Linked DNA regions of Homo sapiens: regions 1, 2 and 4 are each linked to region 3. A link is a loop called in an ENCODE intact Hi-C map of the cell type or tissue named here. Cell type or tissue: mammary epithelial cell. All regions are shown on one strand.

Region 1 (5,000 bases), 190 kb before region 3:
AACCGAGTGAAGACCATGTAGCAGGGAGAAGAGTTTATGGGTTGTGCCAAATGCTGCTGTTTGCTCACGGGAAGAGGAGATTTGGCCATAGATTCAGCAATGTAAAGATCACTAGTGCACTGTAGAGAGTGGGGTCAGTGGAATGAGGGGGTCAAGGGCATAAGTGAAGTGGATGTAAGGGAGAATGAGAGGAGAGGAATTGAAAATGGCAAGAATAGAGAACTATTTTGAGGAAAGACTTACCTTCCTAGAAAGCTATTTGGCAATACATTTAGAATAAATAAAGAAATAATTTTTATTTATTAAATGCAAATTATTAACATGGGAAAATTAAATACTATAATTTTTAATCAATATTCTTTAAACAGGATTTTCCCTGACACAGTAGTTCTAAGAAGTTGTTGTTGTTGTTGTTTTGAGACAGGGTCTCACTTTCTCGTCCAGGCTGGGGTGCAGTGGTGCCATCATGGCTCACTGCAGCCTTGACCTCCTGGGCTCAAGCGATCCTCCCACCTTGGCCTCCCAAAGTGTTGGGATTACAGGTGTGAGACCCCACATCCAGCCTGTTGTTGTTTTTAAGAAAAAAATCAGAGATTTGCATCAAAGTCTATATCTTTTGACACAAGGATGCACATCATGGCATCATTTATGATATGAAAAAAAATGGAGACAACCTGAATGTCCAATAGGAGTGAGGTTAAAATTAATCATGGTACTTCCAGTTTATAAAATAAGCCATTAAAATATTTTTTTTCAAAAACTATTGGTGAAATAGGTTAATGGTTACTAGGGATTTTAAGTGAAAAATAAAACAGGCTATAAAACTAAGTAACAAGGTTATCTTAATTACATGGACAATGTTGACAAAGAAATAATGTATGTGCCAGCTGTGTTTCTCCAGGCTTTTCCATTCTGCTTATACAAATAGAGTTAGAAGAACAAAACCAATGCACATACCATTGGCTATTCTTCCCACCCATGTCTGGGACGTCAGGTCACTGTAAAGGGCCTCTTGAGAGATTCCAGGAGTTCCTCAGGAACTGTCATTCCTGCTGGGTGCTGTCATATTCACTGTGCATTTTAAACAACTGGACCTGTAAGGTCCTGGAGCAGCAGGGTGGTCTGTGGTAGAGGGAGGTCTTTGGTCTCCTCTTGCTCTTGCGTTGCTCTGAGTTTGAGGGTGCTGAGCAGAGCTCTTTATTTGCAGAGTCCTACACAGTTTCAGGTTTTACAGTCCCCTGCTCTCAGTTGGGGGCTGAGCCAGGGGAAGAATCTGAGTGGTGGAGCCTGGGCCCTGGAACAAGACTATTCTGACCCTGCCAGTTACCGTCTGCCTGGACTTGGGCAAGTTATTTCCCCCACCCTTGCTGCCTTCATTTCCTCATCTAAAAATGGGAATAAATTGTTCCAGTTATCTGTTGCTGTGTAACAGACCACCACCTCGTGGCTTAAAACATTAATTTTGCTCATAAATCTGCCATTTGGGCCAGGGTCAGTGGGGACAGTTTGTCTTTGCTCTGCTTCACGTCAGCTGGGGTGGCTGGAAGGCTGGGGCTTGAATCATTCAAAGGCCCACTCACTCAGTTAACTGGCGGTTGATTCTGGGTGTCGGCTGGGATCTGAGCTGGGACAGTGACTGGATCTCCCACTCATGCCTTTCCATGTGGCTTGAGCTTCCTCAGAGCACGGTGGCTGGGTTTCCAAGGCAAGAGAGCTGGGTGAAAGCTGCATGCCAGGACCACCTGGGGGCTTTTAAAAAATGTCTGGCTTCCAACCCCAGAAATTCTGACTTCATTGGTCTGGGATGGATGCAGATATTGCTCCCCAGGTGGTTTTGTGTGGCCAACATTAAGAACCACTGCTCTCATGGAGAGCACATGAAACAGATTTGGCCTCCCAGCCGACTACTACAAGCAGTGAATTTTATTCATCATCTTTTGGGCTCAAGAGGTTCCAGTCATGTGATGTGATGTTCAAAGTGCTGCCAAAGAAATAAGATCAGGGAAATGCTCAAAACAGTAGGATAAATAAGTACAATTACTAGAGCTCCACAGCTACCCTCTGGCTGCTTCAGATTGATAAGTGGATGAACCTGGAGCCTGTGTATTTTGCCAGGGATATTCTGGCAAAGTGGAAAGGCTGAGCTGAAGAACTAGACTGAGACTCCTAGGTGGCCTGTACTTGAGGTGGCAGTTTGATGAGTCAGGTGCCAAGTAGAGTTTTCCCTGTCATTCCTGCAAATTGATTAATCTCTACATCTGAGAAAACCTCTGTGTTATTATTTTATCAATAGCTAAAAGGAGCAGATGAAGATGAATTTTAGCCAGGGCACATCCGAGGGGCTCTTAGTAGATACCACAAGGAATTAAGATCCTGTTACGTTTTAACCTGACACAAGATGTCACCATTGCTCCTGTGCTTTTAGCAATAACAGTATGAAGTCAAACAGCTGTAAGCGTTTGACTCCCCAGTTATACAAGTTGTTTGTTTTTCCACCTCACAGGGAGAAGAGTGAATAACGCTGTCAATGAGGCTTGTTAATCTGTAGCCCATTCCATCCATTCAAGTTAAAGTATTTATTGCATAAACACGTATTTGATTTTTCCCCCTTGTTCCAGCTATGGATCAAGATTAACATCTCTTTGTGAACACTTCACGTGGAGACTTTGGTGAAGGTGACTAAAACAAGATAAGCTGAAATTTTTACAGGATAACTGGAAAATTGCATATTGTGTTTTTGTTTGGCTTCACCGCTGCTGACAATGTTGAAATGATCTCCAGGTACCATGCTTAGTTTGGTGCCACAGTGGAAAAAAGGCATGGACATTAGTCCAGGTTACCAATGGTTAAAAAGCAGAGTGGGTAAAAACTCTTTGGAGGCCTAAAACATCATTGGCAATGTTGCCAAGATGGAGAAAACTGCGCTTACAGAATTTTTTTCACACACAGCACTGCACATGGTTGGAAGGAATACTTTGCAAAGTTGGTTGGAGGTGAGGAAGGCGTGAACTCAAAGTACAGCTGAGTGAAGTGTGGGATTTTAGGGTGGTGTTGCTTTACTGGGAACGTTAAGAGAGGCTGGGAGTACCAAGCACCCTTAGACTCTGTTGTTCCCCTACACTACCCCTACTCTTCTCTCTAGAAACACTGAACATCATCTACAGAATATCTGTTTGAGGAAGTTCCAAATTATTACTCTGCTGTGTGTGTGTGTGTTTTTCTTCTGTCACCCAGGCTGGAGTGCAGTGGCATGGTCATAGCTCACTGCAGCTTCCACCTCCCGGGCTCAATAGATTCCCCCACCTCAGCTTCCTGAGTAGCTGGGACTAAAGGCACATGCCACCACACCCAGCTAATTTTTGTATTTTTTGTAGAGACAGGGTTTTGCCATGCTGCCCAGGCTGGTCTCAAACTTCTGGGCTCAAGTGATACATCTGCCTCATCCTCTCAAACTGCTGGAATTACAGGCGTGCACTGTGGCTGGCTGTTGTATTTTTTTTTCTTTCTTTTTTTTCACCAAAGTATTAATATCAATTGACTGAAGCCTGTGGAATTACAGTGATAAATTTCTTTGTTTTCCAATTTTTCTATAATGAGTATATAACTAGAAAAAAACCCTTCAAAACCATATGATTCCAGAGATTTATAGTAAAGAGAGATGTTGCATGTTATTAGTTAAAAATATATTATTGTCATCTACTTCCTAGTCAACCCAGATTAAGATGTATCTAAAGCTCTGAATCAATCAGGGTCCTGGGAGGAGGTACATGACACATTCAAATTAGGTGGTTTGAAGAGAATTTAATAAAAGGACTGTTTCCAAAGGTGCGGGCAGAGTGTAGGGAAACTGTAAGGGAGAATGCAGTACCTGAGGGTAGAACAGTGGAGCTGTTACCACCATTAAGTCTGGAGAACAAGAGGAGAGAGAGCTTTGTGGACCACCCAATGGGTGTCGTAATCTGCATTGGAGAATTGTAGACAGCCTATGCTGCCAACACATGGAGGGAGCTGGCACATTAATGACCTGATCTAAATCAATCTTCTCTCTCACTCCAATCCCACCTATTAGCCAATTCAAGTAGGAGTATTAATGCCGTCCATAGGATTCGACTTCCCAGGACACTGAACAGAGAGGAGCTGGGGAAAGAGTAAATCTGAGAAGGAAATGGAAGATGTACAGCAATGCTTTTTTTTTTTTAGAAGCGCTACATTTTATTCAACTCTTACTTGAGTCAGAGATAAAATTGACCCCCATTACACATTCTTTTTGTAAGTAAGTAGGAATATAGTTTAAAGATATAGTTAAGGATATAGTTAAGGAGGCTGGTGGATACTCCAGAGCGGGGCCATGAGGTGTTGTGGTTCAAATAGTTCAAATTCCCACTCTGTTACTTACAGGCTAGGTGACCTTGAAAACATATTTAATTTACTTGAGGCTTTGTTTCTTTATCTGCAACTGGAGATAATAATACACATTCGATGGATTTATTTTGAGGATTAAATGTATATAATGTGTTTAACACACACCTCACACTTAGCAAGGGCTCAATAAATACATTTGTTAGTAAAGACTCAATATAAGCTTAGTTTAGTGGAAACAGTGCATACATAAATGGGGCTTGTCAATTGGTGGATCTCATTGTAAGGCGATTAAGAGGGCACCTGGATGTTCTTTGGGGATCCCCATATGTTAGTATCTTAGGTGTTTTCTCAGGGATCATTCTCTTATCTGGACAGTAAATGAGTGGCTGTTGATGTTCTCAGAGCCAAGTTGGGGAAGGAGCTGGGAGGATATCACTATTTGGGATGTAATAACTTCGAGTAAATTCCTCCATTTTCAGTTTAGCACCCCTGCCCTCAGCTACGGCTTTTGTTTTTAAAGCTTTCTGCCACTCAACCTTCAGAGGTACCTGGTGACTCCAATTCCTGAGCATCCCTGAGATCTTGCAGCCTGAACTGGCTTTTTCTTGCCACTGCTACCTGACTCCGAATCCTTGCAG
Region 2 (5,000 bases), 180 kb after region 3:
GATGATAAATCGTGTCATTTTAATCCACTAAATTAATGGTAATTTATTATAGCAGCCATAGAAAATTAATATAATGTTCATCGTGAGACCCAGACTTGGTCTTGAAAATCCTTGAAGTGAGAGTTTGGATCCTGCCAGGGCTCTAACCTAAAGATGATTTTTCTCAGGCACCTCCCTTCTGACTTCCTTTGTGATGTGTCCTCATGCTCTGTACCTGATGGGATACCTTACTGCCCTAGACTCTCTTTTGCTGTCCTCTTGTCTGCTAGAAATTTCCAGAAGTTACAGACAGCTTTCCCTGAAAGTTTATCCTCAACAACAATTCTGAGATGTGGCATAGTCCAGTTGTTGTCTTGGCATCCAACATATCTGGTCTGTATTTACTTGACATTGTAAATTGTCTATGTAATATCAGTCAATTCATATCACAGCCTTGACTATCCTTTTAGAATATGATTTCCTATCACCTCTGTCTCCCTTAACTCCATGAGTTGCTAATATCTTGATTTCATCTGTAATAATTCCCTGGAGTTCTGCATCAAACATCATGGTAGGGAAGCACATGGAAACCAAACAGTTCCCTTCTTCTGGACATGTAAACTGCTCATCCAAGAATGACACTTTTATTTTTTACTTTTCACAAACAACCCTTTCTTTTATTAATTATATTCTACCTTAATTACATCTCTGTTATTAACTTTGCCCCAAGTGGATGTAACTGTTGACTTTCATTTTTTACACAACTTGGACAGAATCTCAGATGTGTTGTTAGTTTGTACTTTCACATAGTTCTAGTGTCATTTCCAATTTTCTGTAATTTTTCTTACAACTCTAGAATTTTGTGTTATCCAGATCTGTATGATATTTAATGAATTCTGTAAAGTTAGTAGCAGAAAATGAGGCTGCCTGTGCTTCTTCAACAATTGTTAACAATTTTCTATTCTAGCATTCTAAAAAAGGCTTCCGTCACTTAAAAACTTTTGGAGCAATTTTTGGGGCTTCAATAATATTAAAAACACTTGGACTTTTAAATAGCATTATTTGCATCATTTAATTATTGTTTATGGTCACAAACAAGTAGATAACTGGTAGTTTTGATACTTAAATCACTCAAAGAATCCACCATTATATTGATGGCATTATTTTAGTCCATTTAATACACAGTGCATGGCTTCTATTGCTATTTGCATTTCTAACTTAGTGGAAGAACTATTTGATGTGATGCATTCTTGAAAAATGGATTCAGAAGCCTGTTTCTTTCAGACATCACTACCTCCTTTCTCACTCTTAGCTGGTTGTCTTGCCTTGTAACCATGGAATATCAAAAGAGCTGAGCGTTCTAGCAAGATAAAAGGTAGAATGTGTCCTTTGTATTTGGCAATTAGGAGATCCCTGGTCACTTTATATAATGTGATTTGATAGAGACAGAAGCCAAATTGCTGTGGGTTGAGATATGAATGGAAAGTGAGACAGTGGAAATAGCCAGTGGGAAAGATGAGAAGCAGAGGTGAGAGAGACTGGATGGTAAGGAAAAGGGACAGATGTGCAAAGAGGTGTTTTAGGAAGGGAGAGACTTTAGGATATTTATTGGCTAAGAGAAGGAGTCAGCAGAAAGGCAAAGCCTTTCAAGAGAGGTTATGACTAGGGGAGCAGGATCCTGAGGAAAAGGAGGGGATGGAGGGCAACCAGAGGGCTAAAACGGAAGGCCTGGTCAGTTGTCAACAAGACGAGGGAACTAGCACTTTTGAAGCCTGGAGGACGGAAGTTAAGGATGGGCATGAATAAAGATGTATTCACAGGGAGGCGGGGCTGAAAGTTGAAGAATCATCCTCCACATAGAAAGAGGCTTTGTCATCTGCTGAGAGTGTGGAGGTCATGGAGTAAATGATGGCTTGAGGAGAATAGTGAAGATTTACAACATTCATGGAGAAGAATGTGAGAGAAATCTGAGAAAGGACAAGTGAAATAATCAAGGGGTGGTACTGTGCGTCCAACCAAGATTGACTTTGTGAGTAGGTAGTTGTGCCTAGCTGTGTGGTTGTGTGATTTCTGCCAGCAGTGCTCAGTCTCTAGATGTAAAAGCAGAGAATGTAAGTGACGACAATAATCCAGAGATTGGTTTTTTGGGGGGGAAGGTGGGGGATGGAAATAATTATAGGATGGGTCTATGAGGGCATTCACAGTAGAGGTCCAGATTGTATAGGGAAGTAAGGGAGGCCAGGAGAGAGATGACAGATGAAGAAAATAGGACAAAGAGCGCCCTCAGCTGATGCTCACAACAACCCTCCAGACAGATAGTTTAATCAGCCAAACTTTGAAGATGAGGAAATTGTGGCTTTGAGATATTAGGTGACTTGTATGGTGAGGTACCTAGAGAAGTAACCAAGATGAGCTACACCTTTTCTACTGTACTGTGTCTAACCTTTCAGGGCCCCACAGACTTAGCTCCATTCCTTTCTCTGCACCCAAGAGTATATAAGGGAATATTTTTGCATATTTTGCAAATTTAACTCAAGTAACCTTAAGCTTCACCAATCCGTACCCACACAAATGAAGTCACAGCAACCCAAATTTTGTTTGCTTATTGCTTCTACCTTTGTAATACAGGACTTCACCTCCAGACAAAACTTTCTGTCCCAAGCATTGTTTGGACTCTGAGGGTGTGTCACATTTACTCATGAACATGTCCACTCCCAGTGGATACTTTCTGCATTGTTGGGTGACAGTCCAGGCCAGTGCTCTGTTAGAACCTCCATGGTACCATGCAGTCACCTGTGACTTAGAAAGTTCCTTATAAATAAAGACACTGAGGCACAGAGACATTAGTCACTTATCCATAATAACAAATCTAGTAAGTAGCAGAGCTGAAATTCAAACTCAAGTAGTCTGTTTATATTGTGATCTTTTTTAGGCTTTCAGTACTGATGTTATACTTTCTTCATAAAATACTTTTGGGAATGTTCTTCTTTTCCTAAGCTTTGGAAAAATATAAACATCAGTGGAATTGTCTGCTCTTCTAAGGTTTTGTAGAATTCCCCTGTGAAGCTCACTGGACTTTGAAACTCATCACCAATTTTAGTTCCACTATGAAAGTCAGACTATTTAAGTTTTCTATCTCTTCTGGAGTTTGTTCTTGATTGTTAATATTATACAAAAATTATATTAACATACAAAAATAAAATTATGCATAAATATACAAAATTAAATTTTTGTATAATATTAATCTTTTTTGGTTTCTAAATTTATTTTCAGGGTGTTTTGCAAGGTAATCTCTTAACTTATTTATTTTCCCTAATCTGTGGTTTCTGTGGCTATTTCTAATTGTCATCTGTTATTTTATGCATTCATAATTTCCTACTTAAAAAATTACATTAGCTTATTGCTTACTCATTTTGTTCTTTTTTAACAAAAGCATTTTTGGTTATTTATTTATTAATAATACTTTTTTTGGTTCTGATTTTATTTTTAGATTTTTCTTTATTAAGTCCTCTTTTCTCCTTTTGTTTAGTTGGATGCTTTATTACATTTCTTTTTTTTATGTATTTTCAGCAATAAATTTTACTCTGATCACTGATTTAGCTCTAGCCTGTATGTGCTGGTATCTAGTATTTTCTTTATCTCTTTTTTGGCTAGAAATTCTTTAAAATTTACTCAAGAATATTTAAGGGAAAGGTATTTTTTTTTTTTAATTTCCAGGTGAAAAGACCTTTTTTAAAAAAATTGTTATTAACTTCAAGTTATAGCACTGTGATCAGAAAATTCTGTCTTTTGAAAGTTATTATATTTTTTGGCAAAATAAACTTTCTAAATTGAAAAAAAAAGAAAAGAGAGTTATTACATTTTTTCTGGTGGACTAATATGTAGCCAATTTCCCCAACAATTTTGTGGATACTCAAAGAAAGGTGTATTTTCTATTTTCATTGCACACTGTTCAATATATTTCCATATTGTATAGTTTGGGTCTCCTGTAGCTTTAATTTTGATTTTGGTCATCTTGCTCTATCTTGGATTATCTTGAACAGAACCTCGAGTTGTCACCCAATCTGAGGAGTTTTTTTTTTCTTTAAAGAGTAAGTTAAGCCTATTAACATGTTTTTATATGACAGCTACATCTGTTCTTGATTTCCTCATTTCAGTGTTACTTTCTGGTTTTGTACTGATAGAATTACCATTCTTATATCCTTTTCTTTGCTTTATATCATAATTCTTTCTGTTGACATCACTGGGCATTTAGATTCCTTCAAGAAGGAAGTTTCAAGTAACCTCACCAGATAAGGAACCTCCATCAGCTGAAGTGCTGGCTGAGGACACAAGGAACATGGAATAGGTAGTAAAAAAAGGAATTTATAAAGATCAACCATAAATTTGTGACCAATTATAGAAATAGGGACTTAGAAGTCAAGCATATTCTTTCTTGTTTCTTATGCACATATACATGTAGTATTGTAGAAGGCAGAGTTCTAAGATGGCCTCTTAAGATTTCTGACTCCCAGTGTATTTACACCTTCTCCCAGTTATTCAATCAAACAGGAATCTAAATACTGCTATGAAGAGATTTTTTTTTTTTTCAGATTTAATCAAGGCCCCAAGTCAGTTGCTAAGATTATCTGGGTGGGCCTGACCTAATTACATGAGAGCTTTAAAAGCAGAGATTTTTATCCAGCTAGTCACAGTGGGGAAGTCAGCAATTCAAAGCATGAGAAGGATGCAGCGTGCCCTTCCTGGCTTGAAGATGGAGGGGTTATGTGGCAAGAAATTCAGGTAGCCTCTAGGAGTTGAGAACAGCTTCTGGTTGACATCCAGCAAAGAAAGTGCAACCTCAGTCCTATTACAACAAGGAACTGAATTCTACCAACAACAATGAGCTTGGAGGCATAATTTTCCTCAGAGCCTCTAGATGAGAACTCAGTCTAGCTGAACTCTTGATTTCAGCCTTGTGATATCTTGAGCAGATAATCCAGCCATGCTGTATTGGACTTTCGACCTACAGAATTGAGAGC
Region 3 (5,000 bases):
CACGCCATTCTCCTGCCTCAGCCTCCCAAGTAGCTGGGACTACAGGTGCCCATCACCACGCTTGGTTAATTTTTTGTATTTTTAGTACAGACGGGGTTTCACTGTGTTAGCCAGGATGGTCTCGATCTCCTGACCTCATGATCCACCCGCCTCGGCCTCCCAAAGTGCTGGGATTACATGCGTGAGCCACCGCACCTGGCCCGAATTAGCTTTTTAAAGCATCCTTGATCCCCGAAAATATTAGATGTCAAACCTCAACGCACCTTTACTCCTAAAATACCATTAGAAGAATCTATAGTGCTGTGGAACACATAATGCTAACACCAGCTATGAGAAATCAATATCTATCAGCATCCCCTTAACTTACATTGGAAGAAACACTAACCACCCAATTAGATTTAAGTAGTGAGGCTGACTCAGCACACAGGGGTGTCTAAAGAAATAAAGGGAAACAACATCCAGAAGTTCTCTTTGTGAACCAAAAATATGCCTTTTAGACCAAACTTCTTAGCAAGAATACAAGATCCATCACAATCTCACCCAAACCTGCTTCTAGCTGCATTTCACGCTGTTCTTTTTCCACCCCTGTCTTCCAATCTGGGTGACCCTCTGGATTTATAGATGTCCCTCTGCTCAATGTCATGCTCTTTCCTTTATGCCTTGATCCTAGGCACATATGATTTTCTTCATTCAAAAGACCTTGTCAACACTTAACCTTTAAAGATATCGTCTTTTCTGGAGAAAAGGTAGTTGCTTCACTCCAGAGAGGGGTTGGGGTCTAAAGAGCTGTGAGAGTACACATCTTCATGCTATTTTTCTCAGCCTCTTGCTCAGTGCCTGGCAACTGGTAGATGTTTGATAAATTTTTTTCAAGTAAATAAAGGAGTTGCTAATTCACTCGTATGAGTGCTTGCCTATTGATCTGAGGTCAATCACTCTTCTGAACTCATTGGGCTTTTCCAAAGTAAGCCTTTCCCCCTCAATCTAATAATGATAATAATAATAAGTGCTAATATTAATTGAGCACTTACTATGTGCCAAATACTATGCAATCTTAACATGAATCATTTCATCTAACTTCATAAGTTCTCCTCACCCTGCAGATGAGGAACCTGAAGCTTAAGACACTAAGTAACTTGCCATAATTATAAATGAGGGAGCCAGGATTGAAGCAGAGCCTGTGTACTGTATCATTAAGCTATATTGCTGGCAACTAATCAACACCACTGGGCTCATGGCTATTGGCTGGTTACTGGTGCTACTGATCTCTGCCGAGAAGCTCTTCCACCTCTAGCCATGCAGCATCAGTCTCCCTCCTGCTGGCAGAGAGGGGCGCTGAGCCTTTCATATTTACATAGAAAGCATGGCAGCAGCCTCAGTGTTGGAACCTGCCACTGGAAATGTCCATAACAACACAGTTGGGGGCTTTCTTTGTGGGCCCTGGCATGGTAAGTGCAAGTTTTGTTATTCCTTATGGGTTCTGAAAAATGAGACTTCACCTGTTAGTGACTGGCTTCACGTCATGTACCTGGAGGAGCTGGCTTCACATACGTCATAAAGATGCACTCTAATAATGTATTTAGAAGTTGTTGGCTAAAGGTCTAAGCCTGATTCTAATAGCACTTCCTCAATTAAGCTTTTTCTAGCACTCCTTCAACGATAACTTACTTCTTTTACCACCCACTCAATTCCTCAGTATTGTATCTATCACGCTTTTATAGTTCTTTATTTTCCACACAGGGCTATAAAGAGGATATTTGCTATAAAACATGGCAAACATTCAATTAAAAATGCAAATAGCTGCATCAAAATGCCGATTCATAAAATTTTTAGATCAGATGAGAAAAGACCCATTTTTCTGGAAAAGACTATTGATCATTGAGAGTTAAGAATACAGCTGGTTCCCAATTTAATTTCTCCCTGGTAAACAGAATAGGAATGGCTTGGCAAATCTACAGGAAAGAACATGTGTGCATTGTGCTTCTGGCTTTTCCAGATGTCAGTTGCTGAAGGTTTAAGGTGTGAGTCTGTGCATGTGTTTCTGAGGATCAGTCCCTGTTCAAAGAGGCAGTGGGAAGACTGAGTGGGATAACTCACACATGGACACCCTGTGCATCAGTGTGCGTTTAATTCAAAGACAGACCTCATTTGATAGCAATATTGACATGTCATTCTAATGAATTAGAAAAAATGAGAAAATGGGATGTAAATCCCCATCTGGATTCATGGGGATAGTATCAGAAAGATTTTCAGTGCCTTTGCAGAATGCTAGCAACATTTATTAAATACCTACCCTAGGTGCTATGTGCTTACATGAGAAGCCAAAGGTATCTGTTAAGCTAGGTAGGAACTGCAGTCGGCTGGTTGCTTCTCATCTGGAGAAAGCAGGCAACTGGGCAGTGATTGAAGTGTCCAGCAGGGGGCTGGCATTCTCTGTCTATAAGTAACACTGGTTCCTCTTCAGAGCCTCAGCTCAGCGGAGCTGCCGTTTGCTGGTGAAGCCCGTGACGTGCAAAGCATCCTGCCTATAGGATTTGAGGATTTCTCAGTGCAGTTTTTTTCTACCCACTTTAAACCTCCAGATTCTAAATATCAGGAAAGACGCTGTGGGAAAATAGCAGGCCAAAAGTTCTTAGTAAACTGCAGCCAGGGAGACTCAGACTAGAATGGAGGTAGAAAGAACTGATGCAGAGTGGGTTTAATTCTAAGCCTTTTTGTGGCTAAGTTTTGTTGTTGTTAACTTATTGAATTTAGAGTTGTATTGCACTGGTCATGTGAAAGCCAGAGCAGCACCAGTGTCAAAATAGTGACAGAGAGTTTTGAATACCATAGTTAGTATATATGTACTCAGAGTATTTTTATTAAAGAAGGCAAAGAGCCCGGCATAGATCTTATCTTCATCTTCACTCGGTTGCAAAATCAATAGTTAAGAAATAGCATCTAAGGGAACTTTTAGGTGGGAAAAAAAATCTAGAGATGGCTCTAAATGACTGTTTCCTTCTGAACTTGGAGGTGGACCATTTCATGCACTGCAACATCTCCAGTCACAGTGCGGATCTCCCCGTGAACGATGACTGGTCCCACCCGGGGATCCTCTATGTCATCCCTGCAGTTTATGGGGTTATCATTCTGATAGGCCTCATTGGCAACATCACTTTGATCAAGATCTTCTGTACAGTCAAGTCCATGCGAAACGTTCCAAACCTGTTCATTTCCAGTCTGGCTTTGGGAGACCTGCTCCTCCTAATAACGTGTGCTCCAGTGGATGCCAGCAGGTACCTGGCTGACAGATGGCTATTTGGCAGGATTGGCTGCAAACTGATCCCCTTTATACAGCTTACCTCTGTTGGGGTGTCTGTCTTCACACTCACGGCGCTCTCGGCAGACAGGTAAGTACAGGCTGAAAGTTACATGCTCTCCAAGGGTGATAGACGCCTGGGTAAATGAACTACCATGTCGGGACAGGGAGCTGATTGCACAAGGGAAGTTTTACTCAAACACGGATTCCCTTCCAGGCAGGTTTTTATTCTGGGTATGACTTCTTGAGTGTAACATATTGGTTTAAGAAAGAAAAGTGAATGATGGGGACAGAAGGAGACAGATGAGAAAAAAAAAATCTCTAAGCAGAAAACTGAGGTGCCTTTTTCTGGAGACATATCTATTTAGCATTGCCTTTTCCTAACTTCTCCCTCCTTGCAAAATTAATTGACCAGTGAGAAAGACAATCACACCCAATAGAGTTTAAACCTCAGGCAAATGTTTTTTAGGAGCAATTGAAACCCCTCAGAGAACAGGAAAGTTCCACTGGATTTCTTCAAAACGTTCTTTCAGAAATAACCAAGAGGAGAAAATAAGCCTCATTTCTCTGAAATTCATTTTCCTCAGACAGTTTAACTTTTCTCACAGCTGATTTTGAATTTGACTCTCTGTGATAGAACAATTGTATGCCGGTTTTCCTAAGTCTCTCTTAAATGAAATCAAACATTATTTGAGTTTTTAAAATTTTCTGGAGAAAGCTCTATTCAAGGTTGATTTCTAATTTTAATATCTTTATTGACAATACTTCATATACCATGCTTTTGGGGCTTATTGTGGGGAGGAAGAGGGAGTTCACTACAGTTTTTTATTCTGGGAAATATACATATTTGCAAACTGCATTTCTTGTGTGAGCACATTGCATAAAAGTTTACGTTTATTCAGTCTTAAAACTATATATTCATTCTTTGAACATTTATCAAGTGTCTAGCATGTAAGAAACACTTACCTGAATTAGCAAGTCAAGAAATAGCTGCAGGTTGTTCACATAAATTACTGAACATACTTTATGTACTTCTGTGTTCTGGAAATTGGACATAGTAATGAATAGACTTTCAGACACAGCATAGACCATATGGTCAAACCCAGAAAAACTGCTGCAATGAACCTAGACTATAAATTTTTCACTTATAATCAACTGTATGTTATGTGTTAAAGATACAGAAGGATTTGAGAGTGTTCTGGAAAAGACATAGATGCTGCTCTTGAAAGTTTATACTCCGAAGAAAATGTCCCACATTTTAATACATGTGGTGCTGGATTCTCATTTTGTAGAGGAACAAACAGTCCTCAGGTGATCTGGCTTTGTTGAGTAATGGACAAATAAAGATAGTGTTATCAGTATTTATAGACATGTGTTTATGCTTAGCTACCTGAAGCACACTGCCCAGCACACGACATTTTCAAAGTCTGAAAAGTAATAGCACAGAAGTAAGGTTTGCACATTGTACCGACTGGACAGAGTTTCTCCATTCCCTCCATTCCCCTTCGGCTTGCACATCCTCCCCTGCACATCTGCCCACAGATACCAATGACCACAGACAGTTTCATGTATTGATTCAGGGCTGGCAAACTCTGGAGCTGGCAGAAGGGCTGTGGCTTGTTACCAATGGCCGAGGGCTCTTCAGGATGAGGGTAATTTTCTTAATGGGAAGGAGAGATTTTGGTTTCCGGGTTGGTGAGTG
Region 4 (5,000 bases), 89 kb after region 3:
GATAGAAAGAAGCCTTCAGAACCCAGAAGAGTTAGTCTCCCAAAGAGGATATGTGTGGGGTGATATTTTGGTTGAGAGAGATTTCCTAGTGCACCTCCTTTTTCTGCCTACTCGTGAAGATGGCTCAGCTTCCTAACAGACATGTGGGTGTAAGCCACAGATTTCCTCAGTGAATTGTCTCACCAGGGCCAGTCCCTGGGACTGGAGATTTGCTGAAAAGCTTCTTATTTTGAGATTAAAAAGAATGAAAGATATTTTTTGGAAGGCCAAGAATATCACGATCATGCCAGATATCCAAATTTCCCTAGCATTACTTTCTCATCTTTCAAATAATACGGTTAGATAGAGTAATCTCTAACATCCCTCCCTGCTCTCCCATTTTATCATTCTGTGTCATGATCCAGTGAAAAGAAAACTGGGAGAGAAGAGAGGATGACTGATTCCTGGTCCCAAATATGCCATCACTTAGTTATTTAACCTAGTACAGGTCACTTAGCCTCTCTAAACCTCAATGGCAAAAGGAGAAAGTTGAAGAAAACTTTGTCTAAAATTCTATCAAGGTCTACATTCTGTCCAAAGCTTCCACTTGTAAGGGATCATGTCATTTCTACTCTTTGGAAACCCTCATTCAGAGATACATATCAAATGTTATTTTAGCTCAGAAAAAGAGAACTTAGAAAGAGAGTAAACAAAATCAAATGGAAACCAATTTTGGATTCTTTAGATGAGTATTACAGTAAAGAAAGGGGAAACTTTAAAAGTATAAAATATAGAGAGGTTGTGGACCTAAAAGAATATCAACATAATGTACTATTTTATTTTGAAAGCCCTTTAATGAACATCCTTGGAAGGAAAATAAATAACTATGCCATTGAGAAAGGTAGAGTTTACAGTGTGTTTAATCAGAAAAGCCTGCTACGAAAAGCTAAATCAAAACCCCTGCATGACAGAGTGTTGATGACTTGCAAGGAGTGGCTACTGTTAGTAGCAGCAGCACCATGAAGTCCAAAGTGACAACAGATAAAGTGTAGCTCATTTGGAGTATGGGGTTTTGGGGCAGAACATAGAGATGATAAGCTCCATAAACATAGCTCTGGTCAATAAATTAGGGGGAAGCTCTACTATATGCATCATGAAAACCAGTGAAAAGCTCTCGAGTATATTGTTAGCAATGGAAAACATTTGTGGCCAAACCAACAATCATATTTAGGATACGATGCCAGAATTTCTGCCAGGCATCTTTGAAAGGGAATGTCTTTTTAAATAACATAATTTCAATTGACTGAAGAATGTGTTAATTCCTGCTGATGGTTCTTTGTGGTGTAATGAAAGTAATATCAGCATAATAATTAAGAAAGGACAGAATTCTTCACTGGTAGTCAATTATATGTGAGGGTGTGATGTTGTGCTGTGACCTCAAACAGGAGAAAAAGATTAGAACATAAAATTAACGTATGATAGTTGCAACCCTACAAGTAGGGGCCATGTTTGGATTATCTGTTTTCTCTCTTCACCCATAAATTCACCCTTTGAGCAATAAATAGCCAGCTCACATACAAGGCAATCTTCTGATTAGTTTTCACCTTGTTCCCCCAAAGCCACATAAAAAAGGTACCACTTTAGATGATGAAGCCAGACCTAATGGCCTAGCTGCATCATATAAAGGTTCCACACTGAATGAGCTGTGTGGATTCCAAAAGCTTAAAAAGCAATTCCTGGGTTTGAGTTTTCCATTAAAAGAGTTTTTTTTTTTTTTCTTTAAAAGAGCCAATTTGAAATCTACTAAGATTCTTCATGATGTTATTCCTGTTCTGCTGTGTACCTGAAGTGGTGACTCAATTTGTAGCCCATTAGACAACATGTGGGCTAAACCTTCAGAAAAATCAGAAAATGGACCCAGAGTCTGTATAACAATTCAATTAAAACTATATATTGATCTCATCTTATAATCTAGGCACTGGCACAAGGGATATGGAGGAAAATCGATGTATTAGTTATTTTTTTCTGTATGACAAATAGCTTCAAATATCTCAAGAACTTGCTGCAATGAATATTTGTTTGATACTCATGAGTCATAAGTTGGCTGTCATTTCAACGATCTCAGCCAGCCTAGGCCTAACACTACCTATGGTTCATGTCTGCTCCACATTGTAGAACTCAATCTGAAGATGCAGTGGCTCTTTGGGCCATGCTGTTTTCATGGATGGTAGGAGCTCAAAAGAGCTGGTGGAAACTTGCAATACATGTCAGTCATGAATTTATTGCCTCTCAACTCCAAATTCACCCTTCAGTACCTGCTCTGCAACAATAGCCTAGACTCTTAAATCATTTGTCCTTTATAGTAAACATGTCCTTTACAGTCAGCTTTGTCAGTAGAGGGACATTACAGGAGGAAGGGGCCTTCTTTTCCTGGTTCCATTGTGCTGATTTTTGCTTTTTCTTGCTTCTGCTGCATGGTGCATGTGTATAGGGACATCTAGTGGTGCTCTGTCCCAGCTATGTGCTGAGAGTGTACCAAAACTCAGTAATCCCACAGCCTGGCCCAGATCCAGTGATCTCCATGACATGGCCCTCCTAAGGTGGACACTGGTGAACTCCAGGCCTCATGCTGGCAGTGATACCCCAGCTCTCTCTGCACACCCACCCAAGTGCCTTGGCTCACTGGTGCCCCAGTGATTAGTTTCTACAGCCCTCCCACAAAGGCACCATGTATCAAGGGCTGTGTACCACCCTGCCAGTGAGTGGACTGCAGATACCCTGACTCCCTCTATGCCCCAGCCTATCAGCCTCTGTGGCTGTGTGACTGTGGCCCAGCTCTGGTCAGGGCAACCCAGCAAACTTCTTCATTATCCAGTAGGCTGTGGCCACATCCTCTGCAATGAGGTCTAAACGCATCCTTGGGGAACAGGCCCTCTTCTAAGTTTTTCCTCCTTGATTCCTCTCTCTTCCTCCCCACTCCTCTTTGTCTCTCTCTCTAAGTTATCCCTTAGAGTTACTTTTATGTCTTTATATTAAACTTCTGCACCACAAACCTTACCCTGTTTACCATGCTTTTCCTGGCCACCTCCTCGTTACTGGCCTCCCAACACGCTTCTTTCTTGATTTCAGTTAAAGATGATATTTAAGTCTGAAATCAAAGCCATCTCTTAAAGAGTTACTCATTTCCCTTGAGTATCTCCCATGTATACATGAGGTATACATGCTATTAAACTTCTGTTGGATTTTCTCTTGTTAATCTGTCTTTTGTTAAAGACATCCATCTCAATTAAGAACTCAGAAGGATAGAGGAGAAAATTATTTTTTCCTCCCCTCCACAAACATATGAGAAGTGAACCTCCAGCATTAGATTTTCAAAAATGAATAAGACATTATCATATGCCTCAAAGAGCTTCAAGTCTCATAGAGAAAACCTGCATATAAATGCATAATTTATAGGCCCAAAATTATAAAGTGAAACGCTGGACGTGTAAGTATAGAGTTAACAACAACAAAAAAGTATCAAGAAAATTGTGGAGGGAGGAACATCTGATCTGATCACGAGTCAAGAAGACCCATGGTGAATAGCAAGGTTGTGCGCAGAGTTAGACTTAAGGGGGAAGGGATGAAAGAGGCAGAAGGAATACAAACCATAGGAAGGCCAGAAAGAGTCATATCATGAGCTGACATTTGTATAGCATTTCCCACATTTCAAATTATAATCACACCCCACTATCCTATTTGATTTTTAATGAACTCATTGAAGTTAAACTATAGTGCCAATGCACAGAAATGTTTCCCAGCTGATGGGAAACATCTTGAAATGAATCCAAGCTTAGATTATTTCTGCTCAATGTAGAGCAAGAGTTGAAAACTGTTTTTATGTGAGAAAAAGACTATATATTAGCCCCAAGTGGGAATTGAGAAGAAAAATGTTCTATCCATTCAAATTGTTTCTAAACATAAATCAAATGTGACATTGGCCCCTGAGATATTATGAGCAGCATGGTATCATCCTTGTTTCTAACCAGAGAAATGTTATTGTTTTAAAATTCTGCCAAAATTCCCCAGGGAGCAATATTTCCTTCGTTTGTGCTTTTATTTCTCCCTCTCTGGAAGAAGCTACAATAACATTGTCTTACAGTCTTGTTTCCACATACACACGTGCATATATTCTCCTCATTCTCCAAAAATGGAACCCATATTTCAAGGGTCAGTCAAGGCCCACTCCTCTGCTTCATTTCATCCTTTTTCAGAACTCCCACTTCTCATACCCTGCTCCCATAGCTGGCTGTGAACCATAAAAAATTTTTTTCTGGGCCCCACTTGAATTTCACAATCTCTGGGGCTGGGTCTGCATGTTAGTTTCCCATATGATTTTAATGTGGCCCAGCATCCATCAGCTGGGAACCATCAATTAATAAACATCACATGATTAATACTGTACTTAATTGTCTGATTTATATGTTACTGTATGTTCTATATCAGTGCTTCTCAACCTTTAAAGTCCATATGAATCAGGGAAACATCTTGTTAAAATGCATATTCTGGGTCAGCAGATCTGGGATGGGGCCTTAGATTCTGCATTTCTTTTTCTTTTCTTTTTTTTTTTTTTTGAGACAGGGTCTCACTTTCTTGCCTAGACTAGAGTGCAGTGGTGCGATCTCAGCTCACTGCAACCTCCACTTCCCAGGCTCAAGCCATTCTCCTGTCTCAGCCTCCCAAGTCGCTGGAATTACAGGCGTGCAACACCATGCCTGGCTAATTTTTGTATTTTTAGTAGAGACGGGGTTTCACCATGTTGGCCAGGCTGGTCTCGAACTCCTGACCTCAAATGATTCACCTGCCTTGGCTTCCTAAAGTGCTGGGATTACAGGCGTGAGCCACCACGCCCGGCCTAATTTTAATTCTTATAACAACCTTAGGAGATAGTATGATTATTTGAGGAAACTAGAGAGGTTAGAAAAGTTACACAAGGTCATACAGCTACTAGCTGGCAGAACTGGGTCTAGAACCCAGATCTA

Evidence for each region. Hi-C counts contacts between places; a loop is a spot of excess contacts. Peaks named below come from ENCODE experiments on the same cell type or tissue, not always from the same donor. Only the 100,000 strongest peaks of a DNase experiment are listed, where the experiment ranks them.
Region 1: it touches region 3 in a loop (10-fold over the local background); 10 of 110 quality-filtered maps call a loop at or near these places.
Region 2: a loop joins it to region 3, with 13 times the contacts of the local background. A loop is called at or near these places in 2 of 110 quality-filtered maps.
Region 4: a loop joins it to region 3, with 15 times the contacts of the local background. A loop is called at or near these places in 13 of 110 quality-filtered maps.

The regions. Positions count from the first base shown.
Region 1 is chrX:15,928,377-15,933,376 of GRCh38, forward strand. No RefSeq gene overlaps it. Among named protein-coding and RNA genes, the nearest start is that of AP1S2, 76 kb to the left of the region's middle. In mammary epithelial cell, a CTCF peak has its summit at 2,400 (motif pointing right); no DNase peak of the experiment used is centred here.
Region 2 is chrX:16,303,142-16,308,141 of GRCh38, forward strand. No RefSeq gene overlaps it. Among named protein-coding and RNA genes, the nearest start is that of MAGEB17-AS1, 140 kb to the left of the region's middle. In mammary epithelial cell, no CTCF peak of the experiment used is centred here; no DNase peak of the experiment used is centred here; H3K27me3 peaks cover 178 bases.
Region 3 is chrX:16,120,978-16,125,977 of GRCh38, forward strand. GRPR (gastrin releasing peptide receptor) reads left to right here and starts at 2,588. Exons shown (of 3, transcript NM_005314.3): 1 at 2,588-3,389. The coding sequence starts at 2,977. RefSeq lists an enhancer at 2,289-2,583. In mammary epithelial cell, a CTCF peak has its summit at 2,416 (motif pointing right); a DNase peak (open chromatin) is centred at 2,464.
Region 4 is chrX:16,210,124-16,215,123 of GRCh38, forward strand. No RefSeq gene overlaps it. Among named protein-coding and RNA genes, the nearest start is that of MAGEB17-AS1, 44 kb to the left of the region's middle. In mammary epithelial cell, a CTCF peak has its summit at 2,486 (motif pointing left); no DNase peak of the experiment used is centred here.